Regions from separate parts of the Homo sapiens genome. Here region 2 is linked to region 1. Evidence: chromatin loops called from intact Hi-C (ENCODE). Cell type or tissue: MCF 10A. All regions are shown on one strand. Each heading gives the region's core, and the rest is flanking DNA. Links, peaks and the distances in the headings are about the cores only.

Region 1 (11,426 bases), core at 4,987-8,986:
TGTGTGTGTGTGTGTGTGTGTGTGTGCAGGTGCATGCACGTGTGTTTAAGAAATAAATTTTTTCTCCCTTAATACTATCCCTTACTTTTATTCCATTGGATGAAACAACCAAAAATATCTAATATTAATTTAGAGGAAGTCTTGCAAAGAGAACCTATTGAACAACTCTATTTTTATTTAAAGACTATGCCAGTCTAATGACTATCTCTGGTCATTAGTCCTAGATTTTGAGCCACAATTGACAAGACCTTCCTTGTGATGACAGATTAAAGTATTCACTGTATGGCAAGGTTTTTTATTTCACTGCAGCAACCAATGATGAAATGCAATATGGTCAGATTAAAGGTAGCACATAACTACCCTTTTGTAGTAGTAATGCCTTTGGTGAACCCACACATGCTATCGGTCATTTAAATCCATAACCTGGAGCTGAGCAGAGCCCCATCAAAGTCTTCTTTACATGCCCCACCTGCCCTGGGGTGGTGCATACATCATTTGAAGCAAAGCTTAGTGACAGCTGCAGAAATGTACTCAGTGAAGCTAAAATAGACTGCAATCTAGAATAATAGTGATGGAAATATCTGGACATTCATATTTAAATGAATGAAATGATTACCCTAAATCCAGAGCTGATTTGCAGCTGGTACACATCAGCACTACCACACTGGTTGTTGGTCAGTTTTAGAAGCACCACTCACCCCAAGTGCCTCTTTTTCTAATACCTGACCATCTTAGTCCCTTCCCCAGAGCCCCTGAAATGCCACACAAAATGGGTACTCAAGGAAGAAAACACCTGGCCCATCAGGAGGTCTCCCAAACTCTGTTCCAGCATTGAGACTGGCATCCACTATGATTTGCTGAAAGGCAATTTGATTAATACTTTGAATACTACCCTGCCTATCTCCATCATCATTACAGCACATATCATGTTGTATTGCAGTTATTTCTTTGTAAGTCAGCATTCATCTACTATTCTCAAGCACTTAAAAACAGAGAACCAATCTAATTCATCTTTGAACTCTAGTGCCTAGGAGAATGGTAGATTATAAATAGATACTTGGTGAACCTATGGATGAACGAACTCCAAAATAATCAAATTCCTTTCTTCCTTTTTTTGAGACAGGATCTTGCTCTGTCTCCAGCACTCCCAGGCTGGAGTGCCATGGCATGATCATAGCTCACTGCAGCCTCAAAATCCTGGGTTCAAGGGATCCTCCTGCCTCACTCTCCCATGTAGCTAGGACTACAGGTGCATGACACCACACCTGGCTAATTTTTTTATTGCTATCTTTTAGTAGAGATGGGGTCTCACTATGTTGCCCAGGCTAGTCTCTAGTGATCCTGCCTCAGGCAATCCTCCCAACTCAGCCTCCCAAAATGCTGAGATTACAGGTGTGAGCCACTACACCCAGCCCCAAAATCAAATTTCACCATGTCACTTTGATAATATAATATTTTCAGATAAAATTATTCTCATTCTTACACAATATTTGCAACTTCTTATAAGGATTTTCATATAGACACATGTGGCCTTCAAGGTTTTTTTTGGCTTTCACATAGGAAGATAGCAATGGTGAACTAACGGTCCCAAGAGGGAACTCTTTTGAGTTAGTTGTGCTTCGTGTCTTACACCTGCCACTGTCCTCTGGAAGCATAATAAGCTTTATAAGAGAACATCCTATGGATATAAAAATATCAACATTAAGAAAAAACCCTTTCATCTGACTCACTATAGAAATAATCTCAATAACTTATATTCTTCAAATACCCATACTTTTTGAATGTATATAATGGCTGAGACTCCATTGAGCACCGGGGTCCCCTACCCCAGCACTTTTAATCTAAACACAGTGAAACTCTTTGATGTCTAAGGAAAAAAAAAATTGAAAATATTTTTGTCTTCACTGCATTTAAAAATTACAGTCACAGAGTGTTTTTAAAAATATTTCCATTGGACAATATTTTGGTGCCAGACAGGAACCTAAATTTTGTTTCATCGTGTTGGGGAACATTTAGGATATCAGGAAGCACAGTGGAAAAATTTCTTTACAGAAGAATATATTCTCCATCTCCTGGTGAACAGTTTTTGTTTTCTTTTCCAGGGAGTAGTTTATGTACTAAGTTTAGGCCACACATGAAAGTAATATCTCCCTCAAGAGACTGCCTTTGGCTTATGCTGATTTTTTTGAGGCCAAGACTATGGTAATGATTTAAGGAGGAAAAGAAGCAAAATGGAACAGGAGGAAAAGATGGAAGAAAAGGGATTAGAGAAATGAACAGTTTTCCCAATAGAATTCAACACAGTTAAAGTATGTGTTGGGAAATCATGAGGGTCAGATCTCAGAACCAAAGTCAATGAGATAGTGACTTCATTGGGTAATCCATACTGGGTATCATGTGGCCTGATTCACCAAAGGAATGTCAAAGATGCAACAATAATCGAAAATCAAGTTCAGTTCTCATTACACAATAACCAGAAGTCTACTGGGGTGCGTGCCATTGCTTTCGGTGGCTCCTCCAAGGCCAGCTGTGCATATCTTCAGTAGCTTGGAAGCTGGCCAGTGCAGTAAGCACCATGCTGGACTTGGGAAACTAATCTCCTGTATTATTGCTTTTTCACAGGTGGGACATCTGCCCTTTTCTTTTATCAAAGTCTTCCTAATGACATATTAAAGGCTCCCCAAACTCAACACAACATTGGATTATTACAGTTGAATGAAAAGATAAAAGCAAAAAAGAAACATGAGTAATGAGTAAGCAGGATATTTAGTCTAAGGACCTGGTGCACATGCAACAGATTTACCATTTTTGACAGCCAGACTGAAAGGGAGGGAGAGAGGAAGGAAGGAAAGAGGAAAGGAAGGGAGGGAGGGAAGCAGGGAAGAGGAGGGAGGTAGGGAAAAGGAGAGAAGAGAGAGAGCAAAATCGGAGGGAAAGCAAACAAACTCAGGATTTTAAAAATTGTCAGTTTGTCAAAGGAAGTTTACTTCTAAATCTCCTATAATGAATCTGATAATCCTATATAGTAGTTTAAAACATAAAACCAGCAGCATGGCCAAATGAAAAGATAATATGTTCTGGTGCTTATAAGCCTGGATTATAATTCTATCACCACTAAATATGTGATTTTCTAAATGTGGCAACTGTGTGACTCTCAGTTTCCTCATGTATAAAATGGAAATACTAAATATGACCTCACGAAGTATTTACTTATTCAAAAATAATTAGAGACCTTACTATGGCCTGGCTCTGGGTTCGGTGGTACAGTTAAAACAGAGAAAAGATGCACAGAGCCTTTACAATGGAGCTTACATACAAACAGAGGAGACAGGAGACAAGGAAAACAAGAAATATGTCACATATTTACATACTGAGATTAGTCCTATGAAAGACATAGTCAGGTCCTATAAGAGGAAATAATTATGATGAAGAATGAGGTGAGATATGAATAGCACAGGCTATGACACATATTAAGCCCTCAAGAAATATGAATTTCTTCACTTTATAATTTAACCACTCTATAAAATTCAAATATTTTTAAAATATTTAATATTTAAATATTTTAAACTTTAAAAATTTTTTTTTGGCTGAGCAGAAAACTCTTGCAGACTTGCCAAAAAAAAGGCAATTTAAAATTAACAATACCTAATTAGTTTTCTTTTTTTTTTTTTAAGAGACAGGATCTCATTCTGTCACCCAAGCTGGAGTACAGTGGCATGATCATGGCTCACTGCAGCCTCGACCTCCCTGGCTCAATCAATTCTCTCACCTGAGCCTCCCCAGTAGTTGGGACAGCAGGCATGCACCACCACAGCCAGCTGATTTATTTTTATTTTTAGTAGACAAGGTGTCTTGCTATGCTGCCCAGGCTGGTCTCAAACTCGTGGCCTCAAGCAGTCCTCTCAAAGTGCTGGGTGAGAGCCACCATGTCCAGCCCCTAATGAGTTTTAAAGTACGTGGAATTTCACGTCAACTTTTAACTACTACTTCAATGTAGAACATCAGGGACCATGATCATTTAAGCCAGTCCCAGCAGTGTAAGTATGCTGAAGTCAAAAGCTGAATGGCAAACATTTGTGACTACATCTAAAAGGAAGGTGGAACAATAAAGAATTGGGACGTGCAGTGCAAGCCAAGACAAGAACACTTTCTGGGCTCTCTGTAAATGAAATCTTCATATCCCTCTATGGCGCTATTTTCTTTTCCTGGAGAAAATCATGAGAACTGGAATTGTCCAGGAAATGTGGAAGCTGCTGGCTTCTAAACATTTGAAAACTCACTTTCTTTATTCATATATGAAATAAGCATATGCTACTTACCTTAAATAGCTAAATATTAAAATATACAATTTTTGAAAATAAAAGCAAGATAACTATATAATAGGAAATTTCAAAAATTAAGAAGAGCAATAATTTTTTTTTTTTTTTTAAACCCTCTCACCTGTAATCCCAGCACTTTGGGAGGCCAAGGTGGGCAGATCACAAGGTCAGGAGATCGGAACCAGCCTGGCCAACAAGGTGAAACCCCGTCTCTACTAAAAATATAAAAAAAAACTAGCCGGGCATGGGGTGTATGCCTCTAGTCCCGGCTACTCGGGAGGCTGAGGCAGGAGAATGGCATGAACCCAAGAGTTGGAGGCTGCAGAGAGTCGAGATCATTCCAGCCTGGGAGACAGAGCGAGACTCTGTCTCAAAAAACAAAAAAAAAACCCTCTCACTTTGCTGACACAACTATTGTTTGGCACCAGTGTACTTTTATGAGCATGTATTTGATAAGTTTATTTCATGTGCATAACATTTTTTAATCTTTTTTTTTTTTACTTAATCCCACATCATAAGCCCTTTCCATGTTATGTCAATCTTCATATTCATGATCTTTAATCATATTTGGTTAAGTAGATGTTTCATTTTAGAATAATTACAAAATCCATGATCCTGATTTTACTGTTGAACATTTTGGTTGCCCACACATTTTGGCTACTATTTCTTTTTTTATTATACTTTAAGTTCTAGGGTACATGTGCACAACGTGCAGGTTTGTTACATATGTATACATGTGCCATGTTGGTGTGCTGCACCCATTAACTCGTCATTTACATTAGGTATAACTCCTAATGCTATCCCTCCCCCCTCCCCCCACCCCACAACAGGCCCGGTGTGTGATGTTCCCCTTCCTATGTCCAAGTGTTCTCATTGTTCAATTCCCAACTATGAGTGAGAACATGCGGTGTTTGGTTTTTTGTCCTTGCGATAGTTTGCTGAGAATTATGGTTTCCAGCTTCATCCACGTCCCAACAAAGGACACGAGCTCATCCTTTTTTATGGCTGCATAGTATTCCATGGTGTATATGTGCCACATTTTCTTAATCCAGCCTATCATTGATGGACATTTGGGTTGATTCCAAGTCTTTGAAAAAGAGCCCGCATTGCCAAGACAATCCTAAGCCAAAAGAATAAAGCTGGAGGCATCACGCTACCTGACTTCAAACTATACCACAAGGCTACAGTAACCAAAACAACATGGTACTGGTACCAAAACAGAGATATAGATCAATGGAACAGAACAGAGCCCTCAGAAATAATACCACACATCTACAACCATCTGATCTTTGACAAACCTGACAAAAACAAGAAATGGGGAAAGGATTCCCTATTTAATAAATGGTGCTGGGAAAACTGGCTAGCCATATGGAGAAAGCTGAAACTGGATCCCTTCCTTATACCTTATACAAAAATTAATTCAAGATGGATTAAAGACTTACATGTTAGACCTAAAACCATAAAAACCCTAGAAGAAAACCTAGGCAATACCATTCAGGACATAGGCATGGGCAAGGACTTCATGTCTAAAACACCAAAAGCAATGGCAACAAAAGCCAAAATTGACAAATGGGATCTAACTAAACTCAAGAGCTTCTGCACAGCAAAAGAAACCACCATCAGAGTGAACAGGCAACCTACAGAATGGGAGAAAATTTTTGCAGTCTACTCATCTGACAAAGGGCTTATATTCAGAATCTACAATGAACTCAAACAAATTTACAAGAAAAAAACAAACAACCCCATCAAAAAGTGGGCAAAGGTTATGAACAGACACTTCTCAAAAGAAGACATTTATGCAGCCAAAAGACACATGAAAAAATGCTCATCATCACTGGCCATCAGAGAAATGCAAATCAAAACCACAATGAGATACCATCTCACACCAGTTAGAATGGCGATCATTAAAAAGTCAGGAAACAACAGGTGCTGGTGAGGATGTGGAGAAATAGGAACACTTTTACACTGTTGGTGGGACTGTAAACTAGTTCAACCATCGTGGAAGACAGTGTGGCAATTCCTCAAGGATCTAGAACTAGAAATACCATTTGACCCAGCCATCCCATTACTGGGTATATACCCAAAGGATTATAAATCATGCTGCTATAAAGACACATGCACACATTTTGGCTACTATTAACATGAGGAACATTTTCGTGCAGATAGGGTTTTTGTTTTCTTTTTTCATAATAGGGATTGTTTCCTTGGGATGAAGTTTCAGAAATACAACTCCTGGGCTAAGAGGAGTCGAAAATCCATTTTGTGGAAATTGACATATACTGCCTAATTGCTTTCCAAAATATATATACTAATTCATAATGACTATTATGTATTGAAATATATAATACTTTGAGTCTCCATACCTATGTCACCACTGGATAATTTCATTAATTTTCAAATTTCTGTTAACAGATGAACGATGTTACCTTAATTTAACTCACGTTTTCTTCCTTCCTAATTAGGTTGAACATTTTTTATTTAATAGTTACATTTCCTCTTTCATAAGCTCAGTTTATGTATTTTGTATGGATGAGTTTTGAGAGAGTCAAACAATGAGAAATCTGTTATTTTGAAATTTGGTCTTGTGGTTACTATTATCATTGATGTTTTCTTTCTCATGTAAAATGTAACTCAGTCATATCACAGGGATCCCAGATTTTAGAACTCTGTTCTCCCTGTAATTATAGAATCAATATGGGTCCCCCAAATCTGGTGGCTAACAGTGATTTCACCACTTCTGTCCTTTCTAAGGTCTGTAACACAGACTCACCCACATTCTTAGCTTGCAGAACCTTCTGCAAGTTTTCTGTTTTCTTTCTGAAACCTTTTGAAGGCTCTGAGATGACAACACCATGACCACTATGCATCTCCACTCTCACCAAGATGTCTTATTACTCAATCATAAATTTCGCAATCAGCACTACAGCTGCCAAGCTATTCCTTGCCCAGATGTGTTAAATCAGTTGCATAACTCTACAGGGGGCCCACATAAAACTTTATACTGCTCCGCACCACCCCATTCCAACCTCCAACATGAGTTGCCCTGACTCTGCAGCACAGTGTGGGATTTAATGGCTTATTCCATTCCTCCACTGTGTTCTGGGCTGGTCCCTGAAATCAGGTTTTATCAGGTTGAGACTTTTCTCTGAGGACAGATTTACCATTATTCCTTCAGTTTCCAGATGGGATCACTATACTGTTATACACACAATCTGGCCTATTTCAGAACCTCTGATACTGATAATGTGTGTGTGCATGTGTATGTGTGTGTGGGGGAGGGGCGCATGTGCATGGGTGTTTGGTGGTTGTCAGGAGGGGAGGCATGGTGGAGGGAGAGAAACCAAGACCTTGGCCTCTTACCTCAGAATAAATGAGCACTTCAAACACCTTTCAAATCCTGAATGTAACTTTGGCTGCTAATCTTCCTTTAAAATCACTCTAGGATTTGGAAATACCTCTAGAAATAACCTCCATGATGGGCATCATGAGAATGTACAGATCCATTAGACCAGAGATTTCCAAAAGGACAAAACTCATGTTCATCCTTTGAGCTGGCTCCTCCACCTGGTGTGTATTTACTCAAAAATAATAACACAATCGCTGCAGATCTTCTTTAATAAGTGCCCCCTGGGATTTTGGCTTAATAATATAACATTTCAGATTGCTAGATATTTAAGGTTTATCTCTGAAGCACAACAAAATGTATCCTTTGGGATATTGTAGCTTCATCTGTTTGTGTGGTCTACTGATAATCAATGTTCCTCTACTCATTGTAGCAATAATTTACATACTTTGAGATGCTATCATATCTTTCCTGGCTGCTTTCCTTAGAGGCTGAAAACACTGCATTTAATATCTACTCATAGATCATATCTTCAGGTCTCTATTATTTTGCCAAATTCTACTAATTTCACTATTTCTGTCTACTAATTTTTTGGCATTTCACTAGTTGGATTCTACTAATTTCTCAATGTCATTTCCATGACACAAGGCCACAACTAAAAATAACAGTTTAATAAATAGAAAAACAAAAACAATGTCCTTTTGCCCAGACTCTAATCATTCAACCCACAAAAAGATGTAGATTATTTAGGCCAGTGGTCCCCAACCTTTTTGGCACCAGGGACCAGTTTCGTGGAAGACAATTTTTTGACAAGGGTGGGTGGCTGTGGTTTTCGGATCAAACTGTTCCACCTCAGATCATCAGGCATTAGATTCTCGTAAGGAGCATGCAACCTAGATCCCTCACATGTGCAGTTCCACAGTAGGATTCCCGCTCCTATAAGAATCTAATGCCACCACTGATGTGACAGGAGGTGGGGCTCAGGTAGTAATGTTCACTCACCCACTGATTGCCTTCTGCTGTGCAGCCCAGTTCCTAACAGGCCAAGGAGCAGGACTGGTCAGTGGCCCAAGGACTGGGGACCCTTGATTCAGGCAGACTCAATGTTTGTGTTGCTGTTTGGACTAGTTGAGAAATAAATCAAAATGGCACCAGAAAAAATAAACAATTCTAGTCCCCCCACCTGAGAGTATTATTGGCTTTCTTTGCTTTGAAGAAAGAATAAGCAACTACTCTTAAAAATTCCCATTGTCGTAGAAAATGAAATGTACAACATTCATTCATATGCCAAATTATATGAAATGTTAAACAGGGTTAGCTAATGTATATAATCCAAAGAGTTCTCCCAAGCTCCTTAAACAGTATGAAATTTATATAGGCAGTTGGATTCCTGATGATGTGACTTAGTTTAAGTAATGAAATTAACATACTATCCGAAGGGAGTTCTGTGTATTATTCTCATTAATTATGAGAATATGATTAAATGATTTACTCATTTATAATAGTGCCACCATTTAGGCATTCAATGGAATCATACAGCTAAGAAAATCATAGATGTTTCATTTAAGAAAACTAAGCTTGTTTTAGCAAATTTTTAGTTACTAGAGTGCCATTGATACCACTCAGACACCAGAAAAGCATAAAGTTTCTTAATAAGATTGTAAGAAGTATGCGCATGACTTAAGAATTGGTAACATAAACTCACACATTTGTACACAAAATAGGTCCCCCAAAACACAATGCTAAAGTTAGGTGAGCTCTGTATTGCATGTATCCCTAACAAAGAAGCAAAACAACAAAGAAAAGGTAATTTCACCAAAATAGGTTATTAAGTTTCTCAGTAACACAAGTCCTCTAAAAGCAGATAATATTCCCCAGATGACATCATCTCACAGTTTTATGATGAGAATATGACAGTTAAGTACCAATTCAAAATCCAGGAAACATCAGCATTTTCTGAGTTGCTAGAATCTATGGTGGAAGTTTTAACACCAGAACAGAATATCACTGTTAGTCTCATTATTTTGTTCTTTTAAATAATTTTCAAGTGATATGTAGGCACTTTCTTTCCTATTATAATAAAATAATTACTAAATTAGTTATCTAAATACATATACTTTAAAATTGGAAGTGTTTTATTAATAGAGCTAGATGTATATACAAACAGAGAAGAAATTTTAAGTTATTCTATATACTTGGAATTAAAGACAAGACATGACTAGAGTCACGTTTGAAGGGGGAAATGATCATAAGAATTGCTATTATGTGATATGAATAAAATAGAATGACAAAATAGATGAAATATCAAAGTATATTAAAACTTTATTTTTTAACCTATTAGATCTTCTCACAAAATTTTGGGAGAGTACACACTTTTAGATTATACTTTCTTTCTCAAAGACATCTATTAACATTGAAAAAATGTAGCCCCAAAGGAAAAAAGTTAACACAATATGTAATAAAAATATATTAAGAATTTTATGCCTTTCACTTCCTGTGTATATTTTACCCACCATATAGTCCACACAGACTTAGCCAAATTAACAATCTATACGATCTTATGTATGCACTTAAAAGCCCACATAAATACCAAAACATCGAGTGTTTCCTGAGAATTCTAACTGACAATGCATATTTCAAATGTTTAAGCATTAACAATAAATACAGTCAACCCTCAGTATCCATGCATTCTGTATCGCAGATTCAACCAACCACAGATAGAAAATATTTGGGAAAAAAATTGCATCTGTAGTGAACATGTGCAGACTTTTCTTTTTTATCATTATTCCCTAAACAGTATAGTATAACAATTATTTACATAGCACTTATGTTGTATTAGGTATTATAAGTAATCTAGAGATGATTTAATGTGTAAGGGAGAATATGCATAGCTTATATGCAAATATTACTCCATTTTGTATCAGAAACTTGAGCATCCATGGATTTTGGTATCCATGGGAGGTCCTGGAACCTGTTTCCCACTGACACCAAGGAACAACTATATATCTACACTCATCAGAATTCTGAAGGGTCATATGAATATGATTTTTTAGGTGTTTTAAACTATATCAGCAATATCTGCTTTGTGCTTCACAGTAAAATTAACTCTCTCTTTAAGAGGGAATTTGTTCTTTGTCCCACTTTCAACTTTTATTAACCCTAGTAGCTTATTAATGTATTAATCAATTTATCACTTATCGAGTGCTTTTTATGTGCTAACCCTGGTGTTCTGCTGATTCCTGAGACAACAATGAAGAACACTTTGCATGTGATTCCTAATAAGAATATCTGCTACACTAGTAAGTACAGTAGAGCAGTGGTCCCAACCTTTTTGGTACCAGAGACTGGTTTTGTAGAAGAGAATTTTTCCATGGACCCAGTGGCCAGGGGTGGTTTGGGGATGATTCAAAAACATTACATTTATTGTGCACTTTATTATATGGTGATAGATAACAAAATAATTATACAACTCGCCATAATGTAGAATCAGTGGGAGCCCTAAGCTTGTTTTCCTGCAACTAGATGGTCCCATCTGGGGGTGATGGGAAACAGTGACAGATCATCAGGCATTAGATTCTCATAAGGAACGCACAACCTAGATCCCTCACATGCACAGTTCACAATAGGATTCATGCTCCTATGAGAATCTAATGCCATTGCTGATTTGACAGGAGGTGGCGCTCAGGCAGTAATGCAAGCAATGGAGAGTGGCTACAAATACAGATTAGGCTTCACTGGCTTGCCTGCCTGCTGCTCACCTCCTT
Region 2 (11,426 bases), core at 4,651-8,650, 78 kb before region 1:
TTAGCTCACCCTGCTGGGAATAAGATTTGTTTCTTAATAACATACCAGGGCCCTTGAGGGTAGGAAAAGAGGTACATGGGGAAACATAACAAACACCGACTTTGGAGGCTTTAATATATACTACCACGTGACCTTTGGCAAATGACTTAACCTCTCTGAGCCTCAGTTTCCACATCTGTAACCTAGAGCAAAGAATAATTACCTCATATGCAAGTTGTAGAAAGTAATTAAAAGAATGCAGGTTTTTCTGTAAATATTACTTCCACTCCCTTTCTCTCAAATGTGTAGCTTTGTGCCTTATACATGGTAAATATCCAATAAATACATTAGCATATTTTCTGCAACAAAGGCCTTTAACAATACATCGGGACCAAAATTAGTATTTTCTGAATAGCCTGATAGCAATAAAAAAGACACAGATATCTGTGTATCCAACATGCTTCCAATGAGTGCTTATGAGGATAGAGTTCAACTAGAAATTGTGCCTTTTGGGGTGACTACAATTTCTCATGTGTCGACTCATGACACTAAGTCAGGAGAGTTAATAGAAGAAAGAATAAAAACTTTGCACAGTCTCCTGGAGAGGAAATGAACAGTATTCAATGAAATGTTTTTCTCATATCTCAAACACAGGCATACATTTTTGGCTCCTGTTTCCCTCCTCCCTGTGACTTCAAAGTTTTAAAAAGAATTATTCTGTTTTTACTCCCCCCACATTTTCAATAACGAGTCACTCCTGAAACCATGGCAAATGCTGCACTGAAAACCACCAGGCTACTGAAGTTACTGAATAACTTTCTACTTGCAAACCCAGTAACATTTCACATGCTCACCATTTCTCCCTTAGCTTCACTGGCAACACTTTTCCTCTGGGTCTTCGACTAATGGGGCTTTCTCAATTTCCTTCCCTGGACCTTTCCGTCTTCTGCAATTCATAATTAACCCTACCCTCATTTCTGTCTTTTCTTCCCCTCTACACACTCTCTGGGGATCCCCTTTATTTCCACAGTGTCAGCTACTACTTGTCCACTCTATCCCACTGTGGCCTCTCTCCAGGACTCTGCCTACTGACCACTCTACATCTGCTCCTGGATGTCCTATTCTCATCTCAGATCATTATGTTCACCACAAAGACTTGGTAGTTTTCTTCTGAGTAAACTGCATGCACTTTATTCAGGGTCCTGCTGGCCCAAATTGGGACTGGATCAGTTAGAGGAGGCTTCCATCCAGATGAAGCTCGCTGCCAGGCTCCCAGCTAGGCAAGTGGAGCAGAAGCTGGATTTCAAACTGTGCCTGCCCCTTGGCTGAGCTGCTTTGTGCAGTGCACAGTGTGCACAAATGTCAATGGTGGTGCTGAGCTTATTGCAAGTAGTAATGTTTCCTTCACAAATGAAAAATTCTACTATGTTTATTTTTTTTCAAGTAGCCCCATAGCTTAGGTTGCCACGTAAGAAGTTTCAAGGAAGGTGTGCTATAACTCTTCTAAGCAAAATGATAATTGATGATATTTACTTGACTATATCAATTAAGGATACATCAGCTTTGACTTGTCTTCAATTCTGCGTATTTTTTATTAAAATAAAATTTACTAATTTTGAATTACTATGATCAATTCTGCCTGATTTAAGAGTTCCAATAATTAGCACTGGATATACTGATCATTTGGAGAGACAAAATACAAACCTTAAAGTGTATAGGCTAACATTAACTTGGTGAAAGATTAGACTCTGCTACACTCACTGTGCTAACCAGATTTAAGCATGCCCTACCCAAAAGAGAGAAAACAGAACAACATGTTTCTGGAACTGTTTTTCTAACTACTATCATATAGCATTCCCCATTTTAATCTCTCTACTATCCAAAAAATAAGTATATATTTAAAATGTGATATCAGTTGAAATGTCTGAAGATGCTTAGAGAGAAAATAAAATTAGCCTATCAAGAATTTTGGCTAGGATATAAAAATTACCAAATACGCCGGGCGCAGTGGCTTACTCCCGTAATGCCAACACTTTGGGATGCCAAGGCAGGTGGATCACTTGGGGTCAGGAGTTTGAGACCAGCCTGCACAACATGGTAAAACCCCGTCTCTACTAAAAATACCAAAAATTAGCCAGGTATAGTGGCGGGGCTGTAATCTCAGCTACTCAGAAGGCTGAGACAGGAGAATCGCTTGAATCCGGGAGGCAGAGGTTGCAGTGAGCTGAGATCACACCATTGCACTCCAGCCTGGGCAACAAGAGCAAAACTCCATCTCAAAAAAAAAAAAAAAAAAAAAAAAAAAATATATATATATATATATATATATATATATATATCTCAAAAGAATCGATAAAAATATATATGTGAAATTATATCTACAGAAATAATATACATCACAAAATTTAAAAGTAAAATTTTTAAAGTCTGAAATATTTCAAAGTGAATTAATCTTACTTCACTGAAGAACATTTTGAACTAAAACTTTGCTCTCTTTAAAGAAAATTATACATACCGTGTGCACATAAATGTTTATTTACATAGAGGGTCTTATGCTATAACCATATCTAACAGTGATAGTTGCTCCATTATTTCTTAACTTTAATATTGAATTATTTATCCCAAAAAATCTATCTACTTTGAGGTTATTATTATATTAAGTGTTTATCCAGCAAGTAAAGTACCACCTCTAAGGGCAATATCAAGTCATTATGGCTCTATCTCAGTATGAGTGCTTATGTGAGAAGGTATATATGTGGGTGTTTACATGTGCATAAATATGCCTTTACTAATAACAGTTATATATGTGTGCCAGTACACTGTTTTAAGTGCTTCATTAGGTCACATATTAAGTTAAACCAGCTATTTTCATTTTACATTGAAAAACTGAAGGAAAAAAGTTAACTTGTCCAAAGTCATACAGCTCATAAGTGGTAGGCCACAACTTAAACCCAGGTACCTACCCCTGGAGCCCATACCCTTCACCCTGTATGTGTTTCATTTGCTATTGTACAACCAGACTGCTAAAAGCTGATATTTTCAGTAGGCTCAGAATTTCATCATCAAATGCATATAAAATTATCATTAAATCTGAATGATTAAATATGTACATTTATTTAACAGAAATTTATTGTGCATTTTCTATAGCTCAGTATTGTATAAAGATGCAGTAATGAGTAAATTCAGGGAGTGATAACAGCTTCCACAGATGCAAAACATTGTTGGACTAAGTTAATTATTCATGAAATGCTACGTGTTATTTACCTTTATTCAGGCAGAATTGAGAGGAATATATTAGAAAACATAGCATAAAGTAGGCAATAGAAATTCTTCAGCTAATTTCAGTGAGAAAAATTCTAAGATAAAATTAAACTCTGAGATGATACTACACCATTTAAATACACAAATGATCATGTTAAAAACAATGAAATATGGATTATAGTAAAATAAATAAGCCGTTATACCATGTGTACTCTTAAAGACATAAACTATCTGGAGTACAATGGAGTTTTTCATATCATATTAACCATCTGCTTCATAAAACATCAAAAATTCTAATATATTAAGACTTTTATTATCATTCTCTTTATAATGCAACCACCACATAAAATAATATAACAGAAAATGATAATACTTTGCAAGTCTAGCATGATTTCTTTAGGATAGACTACATTCTTAGTTTAATATGACAGTTCTGTTGTGTAGTGAGCAAAATACTTTCTGCACACACATGCACACATATGCATGCAAAGGCACACGCTTTTTGAATTTCTTGGAGAATGTATATTTACTTCCACTCCCCGCCCCCAAGTCAGGCTATATGATCTGAAAAAGGCTGGATTGGAACACACACATGAAATATGGGAATTTCTAAAGTGTTAGGTTAGAAAGAGCTTAGTATATAATTAAAAACATATGAATAGAAAGTTAAATACTGCCCCAAAATATAATATTTTATTCAGGAATAATTCCTTTTTAAGGCACACACAGCTTGAGTTTTGTAAATTTTAGTAAAATACTGTGAAATGAAATTAATAATTAGAACACACACACAGAAGGAAGCAAAGAAAGATTTGGGGGAAAAGGCAAAGTGACATCCTCCACTTCTTTTCAAGAGCATCTGAAAAAGTACAAATGGCAGCCTCAAGCCCCTGTGTGCAGTTGTCCGATGGTACTTGCTTGTGGTTTCTCTCACATTTTTTTCTCACTGAGTAATACAGAATTACAACACGCATAACACTTTACTCCTCCAAATTCCTAAGGCAATTATATCTCCTTTATGTTCATGAAACTCCAAAAGAGAGTTATGAGGCTTTGAAACTAACAATTTTATGCGAAAGAAATGGTCTTAGTGTTGAAGGCCATTAATACAATGTCCTACTATTTCACTATCCTCTGTTGAAGATACTGATGGGGTTATTTGGGCCAAAGTCATGGTCAATAGATCTTTGTAAAGAATACAGGATAGAATCCTGAGAAAGTTTTAAAATATAACTAGCTTCTACAATTTGTATAAAAGTCTTTATTAGTGGAAGAATATTGATATCTAAGGAATGTGTGGTTATACACAACCACCATGAACTATTTTCTATGATAGTCCCAAGAAAGCCAAGCCTCAGACCCCACAAATAAATTGTTACAAAATAAAATAACATAACATAAGTATGGCCCTGGGTTAGTACTGTTTATTTTCACCAAAGATTAAATATCAATGTAAATAAACTACCATAATGAAGGAAACAAAGGTATCCACACTCCAAACCATGTGGACGCAAGTTATTGAAACTGCTAAGTGTTCAGTAAAATCTCAGGGCTTAGGAACCTCAGAGATGTCATTTAAATGGCACTATTTATGACACATGATATTACTGACTAGGTCATTATATTTTGTTTGTTTTGTTTTTTTTTTGTTCTTATTATTCTATTTTTAATTGACAGAGAAAATTATATGTATTCTGAGTCTCAAGTCAAGGCTAAATGAAATAAAAATTATATGCATTTTTCATGTACAACATGATGTTCAGAAGTATATATACATTGTAGAATGACCAAGTCTAGCTAAATAACATATGCATTACCTGACATGGTTATCATGTTGTGGTGAGAACACTTAACATCCAATCTTAGCATTTTCCAAGAATACAGTATATTGTTATTAACTGTAGTCACCATGTTGTACCATAGATTTCTTAAACTTATTCCTCCTAGCTGGAATTTTGTATCCTTTGAACAACATCATCCCACACTCCCACCCCAAACCCTGCCATCTGCTGATAACTGCCATTCTACCCTCTGCTTCTGTAAGATCAACATTTTTTGATTCCACATACGCATGAGAACACGAGGTATTTATCTTTCTGTGCCTGGCTTATTTCACTTAGCATAATGTCTTCCAGGTTCATCCATGTTGTTGCAAATGACAGGATTTCCTTCTCTTTTTAAGGCTGAATAGTATTCGGTTGTGTAAACATACCACATTTTCTTTATCCATTCATCCACAATGGGCTAGGGCACTTCCAATTCTAAAAAGCTAATAGTTTTCTCTTTCCCTCAACCTCCTTTTCCTAAAGCACTCATATGTACCATTTACAACTCAATAATAGTTGTTAAACTTCCACCATGTGCAAGAAAATAAATTAGGTAAGCTGGGTGCGGTGACTCACGCCTGTAATCCCAGCACTTTGGGAGGCTGAGGAGGGTGGATCACCTGAGGTCAGGAGTTTGAGACTAGCCTGGCCAACATCATGAAACCCCATCTCTACTAAAAATACAAAAATTAGCTGGGCGTGGTGGTAGGTTCCTGTAATCCCAGCTACTCCAGAGGCTGAGGCAGGAGAACTGCTTGAACCCGGGAGGCAGAGGTTGCAGTGAGCCAAGATTGTGCCATTGCACTCCAGCCTGGGCAGTAAGAGTGAAACTCCATCTCAAAAAAAAAAAAACAAGAAATTAGGTGTTGTGGGGGATACTAACAGTGAAAGAAAGCATAGATCCTGCCTTTGAAGATCAGAAAATCTATCACGAAAGAGAGAAAAGAGGCAGAGGGGAGGTCGCTTCCAAGATGGCCAAATAGGAACAGCTCTGGTCTGCAACTCCCAGCAAGATTGACACAGAAGACAGATGATTTCTGCATTTCCAACTGAGGTACCTGGTTCATCTCACTGGGACTGGTTGGGCAGTGGGTGCAGCCCACAGAGGGCTACCTGAAGCAGGGAGGGGCATCGCCTCATCCAGGAAACTCAAGGGGTCGGGGGATTTCCCTTTCCTAGCCAAGGGAAGCCGTGACAGACTGCACCTGGAGAAACGGTACATTCCTGACCAAATAGTGTACTTTTCCCACAGTCTTAACAACTGGCAGAACAGAAGATACTCTCCCGTGCCTGGTGCAGTGGGTCCCATGCCCATGGAGCCTTGCTCACTGCTAGCGCAGAAGTCTGAGATTGACCTGCGAGGCTGCAGCTTGATGGGGGGAGGGGCGTCCACCATTGCTGAGGCTTGAGTAGCTCACAGTGTAAACAAAGTGGCTGGGAAGCACCAAATGGGCAGAGCCCACTGCGGTCAGCAAGGCCTACTGCCTCTATAGATTCTACCTCTGTGGGCAGGGCATAGGAGAACAAAAGGCAGCAGACAGCTTCTACAGACTTAAATGTCCCTGTCTGACAGCTCTGAAGAGAGCAGTGGTTCTCTCAGAACGACGTTCAAGCTCTGAGAAGGGACAGACTGCTGCCTCAAGCGGGTCCCTGACCCCCGTGTACCTGACTGGGAAATATCTCCCAGTAGGGGCCGACAGACACCTCATACAGGCGGGTGCCCCTCTGGGACAAAGCTTCCAGAGGAAGGATCAGGCAGCAATATTTGCTGTTCTGCAGCCTCCGCTAGTGATACCCAGGCAAACAGGGTCTGGAGTGGACCTCCAGCAAACTCCAACAGACCTGCAGCTGAGGGGCCTGTTAGAAGGAAAACTAACAAACAGAAAGGAATAGCATCAACATCAACAAAAAGGACATCCACACCAAAACCTCATCTCTAGGTCACCAACATCAAAGACCAAAGGTAGATAAAACCACAAAGATGGGAAGAAACCAGAGCAGAAAAGCTGAAAATTCAAAAAAACAGAGTGCCTCTTCTCCTCCAAAGGATCACAGCTGGTCACCAACAAGGCAACAAAACTGGATGGAGAATGAGTTTGACGAGTTAACAGAAGTAGGCTTCAGAAGGTTGGTAATAACAAACTTCTCCGAGCTGAAGGAGCATATTTTAACCCGTTACAAGGAAGCTAAAAACCTTGACAAAAGGTTAGATGAATGGCTAACTAGAATAACCAGTGTAGAGAAGAGCTTAAATGACCTGATGGAGCTGAAAACCATGGCACAAGAACTTCGTGACACGTGCACAAGCTTCAATAGTCGATTCAATCAAGTGGAAGAAAGGATATCAGTGATTGAAGATCAAATTAATGAAATAAAGTGAGAAGACAAGATTAGAGAAAAAAGAGTGAAAAGAAATGAACAAAGCCTCCAGGAAATATGGGACTATGTGAAAAGACCAAATATGTATTTGATTGGTGTACCAGAAAGTGACGGGGAGAATGGAACCAAATTAGAAAACACTCTTCAGGATGTTATTCAGGAGAACCTCCCCAACCTAGCAAGGCAGGCCAACATTCAAATTCAGGAAATAATTGAACACCACAAAGAAACTCCTCGAGAAGAGCAACTCCAAGACACCTAATTGTCAGATTCACCAAGGTTGAAATGAACGAAAAAATGTTAAGGGCAGCCAGAGAGAAAGGTCAGGTTACCCACAAAGGGAAGCCCATCAGACTAACAGTGGATCTCTCGGCAGAAACCCTATAAGCCAGAAGAGAGTGGGGGCCAATATTCAACATTCTTAAAGAAAAGAATTTTCAACCCAGAATCTCATGTCCAGCCAAAATAAGCTTCATAAGTGAAGGAGAAATAAAATCCCTTACAAACAAGGAAATGCTGAGAGATTTTGTCACCACCAGGCCTGCCTTACAAAAGCTCCTGAAGGAAGCACTAAATATGGAAAGGAACAACCGGTACCAGCCACTGCAAAAACACGACAAACTGTAAAGACCATCGATGCTAGGAAGAAACTGCATCAACTAACGGGCAAAATAACCAGCTAACATCATAATGACAAGATCAAATTCACACATAAAAATATTAACCTTAAATGTAAATGGGCTAAATGCCCTAATTAAAAGACACAGACTGGCAAATTGGATAAAGAGTCAGGACCCATCGGTGTGCTGTATTCATGAGACCCATCTCACATGCAAAGACACATAGGCTCAAAATAAAGGGATGGAGGAAGATCTACCAAGCAAATGGGAAAAAAAAAAAAAAAAAAAAAGGAGGGGTTGCAATCCTGGTCTCTGATAAGACAGACTTTAAAACAACAAAGATCAAAAGAGACAAGGCCATTACATAATGGTAAAGGGATTAATGCAACATGAAGAGCTAACTATCCTAAACATATATGCACCCAATAGAGGAGCACCCAGATTCATAAAGCACATCCTTAGAGACCTACAAAGAGACTTAGACTCCCACACAATGATAATGGGAGATTTTAACACCCCACTGTCAATATTAGACAGATCAACAAGACAGAAGGTTAACAAGGATACCCAGGACGTGAACTCAGCTCTGGATCAAGTAGACCTAATAGAAAGACATCTACAGAACTCTACAACCCAAATCAACAGAATATGCATTCTTCTCAGCACCACATCGTACTTATTCCAAAATTAACCACATAATTGATACTAAAACACTCCTCAGCAAATGTAAAAGAACAGAAATCACAACAAGCTGTCTCTCAGACCACAGTGCAATCAAATTAGAACTCAGGATTAAGAAACTCACTCAAAACCACAGAACTACATGGAAACTGAACAACCTGCTCCTGAATGACTACTGGGTAAACAACGAAATGAAGGCAGAAATAAAGATGTTCTTTGAAACCAATGAGAACAAAGACACGATGTACCAGAATCACTGGGACACATTTAAAGCAGTGTGTAGAGGGAAATTTATAGCACCAAATGCCCACAAGAGAAAGCAGGAAAAACCTAAAATTGACACCCTAACATCACAATTAAAAGAACTAGAGAAACAAGAGCAAACAAATTCAAAGGCTACCAGAAGGCAAGAAATAACTAAGATCAGAGCAGAACTGAAGGAGATAGAGACACAAAAAACCCTTCAAATAAATCAATGAATCCAGGAGCTGTTTTTTTGAAAAGATCAACAAAATAGACCACTAGCAAGACTAATAAAGAAGAAAAGAGAGAAGAATCAAATAGATGCAATAAAAAATGATAAAGGGGATATCACAACTGATCCCACAGAAATACAAACTACCATCAGAGAATACTATAAACACCTCTATGCAAATAAACTAGAAAATCTAGAAGAAATGGATAAATTCCTGGATACTTACAACCTCCCAAAACTAAACCAGGAAGAAGCTGAATCTCTGAATAGACCAATAACAGGCTCTGAAATTGAGACAATAATTAATAGCCTACCAACCAAAAAAAGTCCAAGACCAGACGAATTCACAGCCGAATTCTACCAGAGGTACAAAGAGGAGCTGGTGCCATTCCTTCTGAAACTATTTCAATCAATAGAAAAAGAGGGAATCCTCCCTAACTCATTTTATGAGGCTAGCATCATCCTGATACCAAAGCCTGGTAGAGACACAACAAAAAAAGAGAATTTTAGGCCAATATACCTGATGAACATCAATGCAAAAATCTTTAATAAAATACTGGCAAACAGAATTTAGCAGCACCTCAAAAAGCTTATCCACCATGATCAAGTCAGCTTCATTCCTGGGATGCAAGGCTTGTTCAACATACACAAATCAATACACATAATCCATCAAGTAAACAGAACCAATGACAAAAACCACATGATTATCTCAATTGATGCAGAAAAGGCTTTAGACAAAATTCAACAGCCCTTCATGCTAAAAACTCTCAATAAACTAGGTATTAATGGAATGTATCTCAAAATAATAAGAGATATTTATGACAAACCCACAGGCAATATCATACTGAATGGGCAAAAACTGGAAGCATTCCCTTTGAAAACTGGCACAAGACAAGAATGCCCCCTCTCACCATTCCCAATCAACATAGTGTTGGAAGTACTGTCCAGGGCAATCAGGCAAGAGAAAGAAATAAAGGGTTTTGAATTAGGAAAAGAGGAAGTCAAATTGTCTCTGCAGATGTTTCTAAGTTGTATATTTAGAAAACCCCATCGTCTCAGCCCCAAATTTCCTTAAGCTGATAAGCAACTTCAGCAAAGTCTCAGGATACAAAATCAATGTGCAAAAATCACAAGCATTCCTATACACCAATAATAGAGAGCCAAATCATGAGTGAACTCCCATTCACAATTGCTACAAAGAGAATAAAATACCTAGAAATCCAACTTACAAGGGATGTGAAGGACCTCTTCAAGGAGAACTACAAACCACTGTTCAATGAAATAAAAGATGACACAAACAAATGGAAAAACATTCCATGCTCATGGATAGGAAGAATCAATATCATGAAAATGGCCAACCTGCCCAAGGTAATTTATAGATTCAATGCTATCCCCATCAGGCTACCAATGACTTTCTTCACAGAACTGGAAAAAACTACTTTAAACTTCATATGGAATAAAAAAAGGCCTGCATAGCCAAGACAATCCTAAGCAAAAAGAACAAAGCTGGAGGCAACATGCTACCTGACTTCAAACTATACTACAAGGCTACAGTAACCAAAACAGCATGGTACTGGTACCAAAACAGATATATAGACCAATGGAACAGAACAGAGGCCTCAGAAATAACACCACACATCTACAACCCTCTGATCTTTGACAAGCCTGACAAAAACAAGCAATGGGGAAAGGATTCCCTATTTAATAAATGGTGCTGGGAAAACTGGCTAGCCATATGTTGAAAGCTGAAACTGGATCCCTTCTTTACACCATATACAAAAATTAACTTAAGATGGATAAAAGACTTAAATGTAAGACCTAACATCATAAAAATGCTAGAAGAAAACCTAAGCAATACCATTGAGGACATAGGCATGGGCAAAAAGTTCATGACTAAAACACCAAAAGCAATGGCAACAAAAGCCAAAATTGACAAATGGGATCTAATTAAACTAAAGAGCTTCTGCACAGCAAAAGAAACTATCATCAGAGTGAACAGGTAACCTAAAGAATGGGACAAAATCTTTGCAATCTATCCATCTGACAAAGGGCTAATATCCAGAATCTACAAAAAACTTACACAAATTTGCAAGAAAAAAACAAACAACCCCATCAAAAAGTGGGCAAAGGATATGAACAGACACTTCTCAAAAGAAGACATTTATGCAGCCAACAGACATATGAAAAAATGGTCATCATCACTGG

The links. A loop is a pair of places that touch in the nucleus more often than their neighbours do. Peaks named below come from ENCODE experiments on the same cell type or tissue, not always from the same donor. Only the 100,000 strongest peaks of a DNase experiment are listed, where the experiment ranks them.
Region 2: a loop joins it to region 1, with 2.1 times the contacts of the local background. A loop is called at or near these places in 1 of 110 quality-filtered maps.

What each region holds. Positions count from the first base shown.
Region 1 is chr4:109,065,557-109,076,982 of GRCh38, forward strand. All of the region lies in intron 3 of COL25A1 (collagen type XXV alpha 1 chain), which reads right to left. Among named protein-coding and RNA genes, the nearest start is that of COL25A1, 230 kb to the right of the region's middle. In MCF 10A, for the core only: no CTCF peak of the experiment used is centred there; a DNase peak (open chromatin) is centred at 7,235.
Region 2 is chr4:108,987,956-108,999,381 of GRCh38, forward strand. The region is part of intron 6 of COL25A1 (collagen type XXV alpha 1 chain); the gene reads right to left. Among named protein-coding and RNA genes, the nearest start is that of ETNPPL, 230 kb to the left of the region's middle. In MCF 10A, for the core only: no CTCF peak of the experiment used is centred there; no DNase peak of the experiment used is centred there.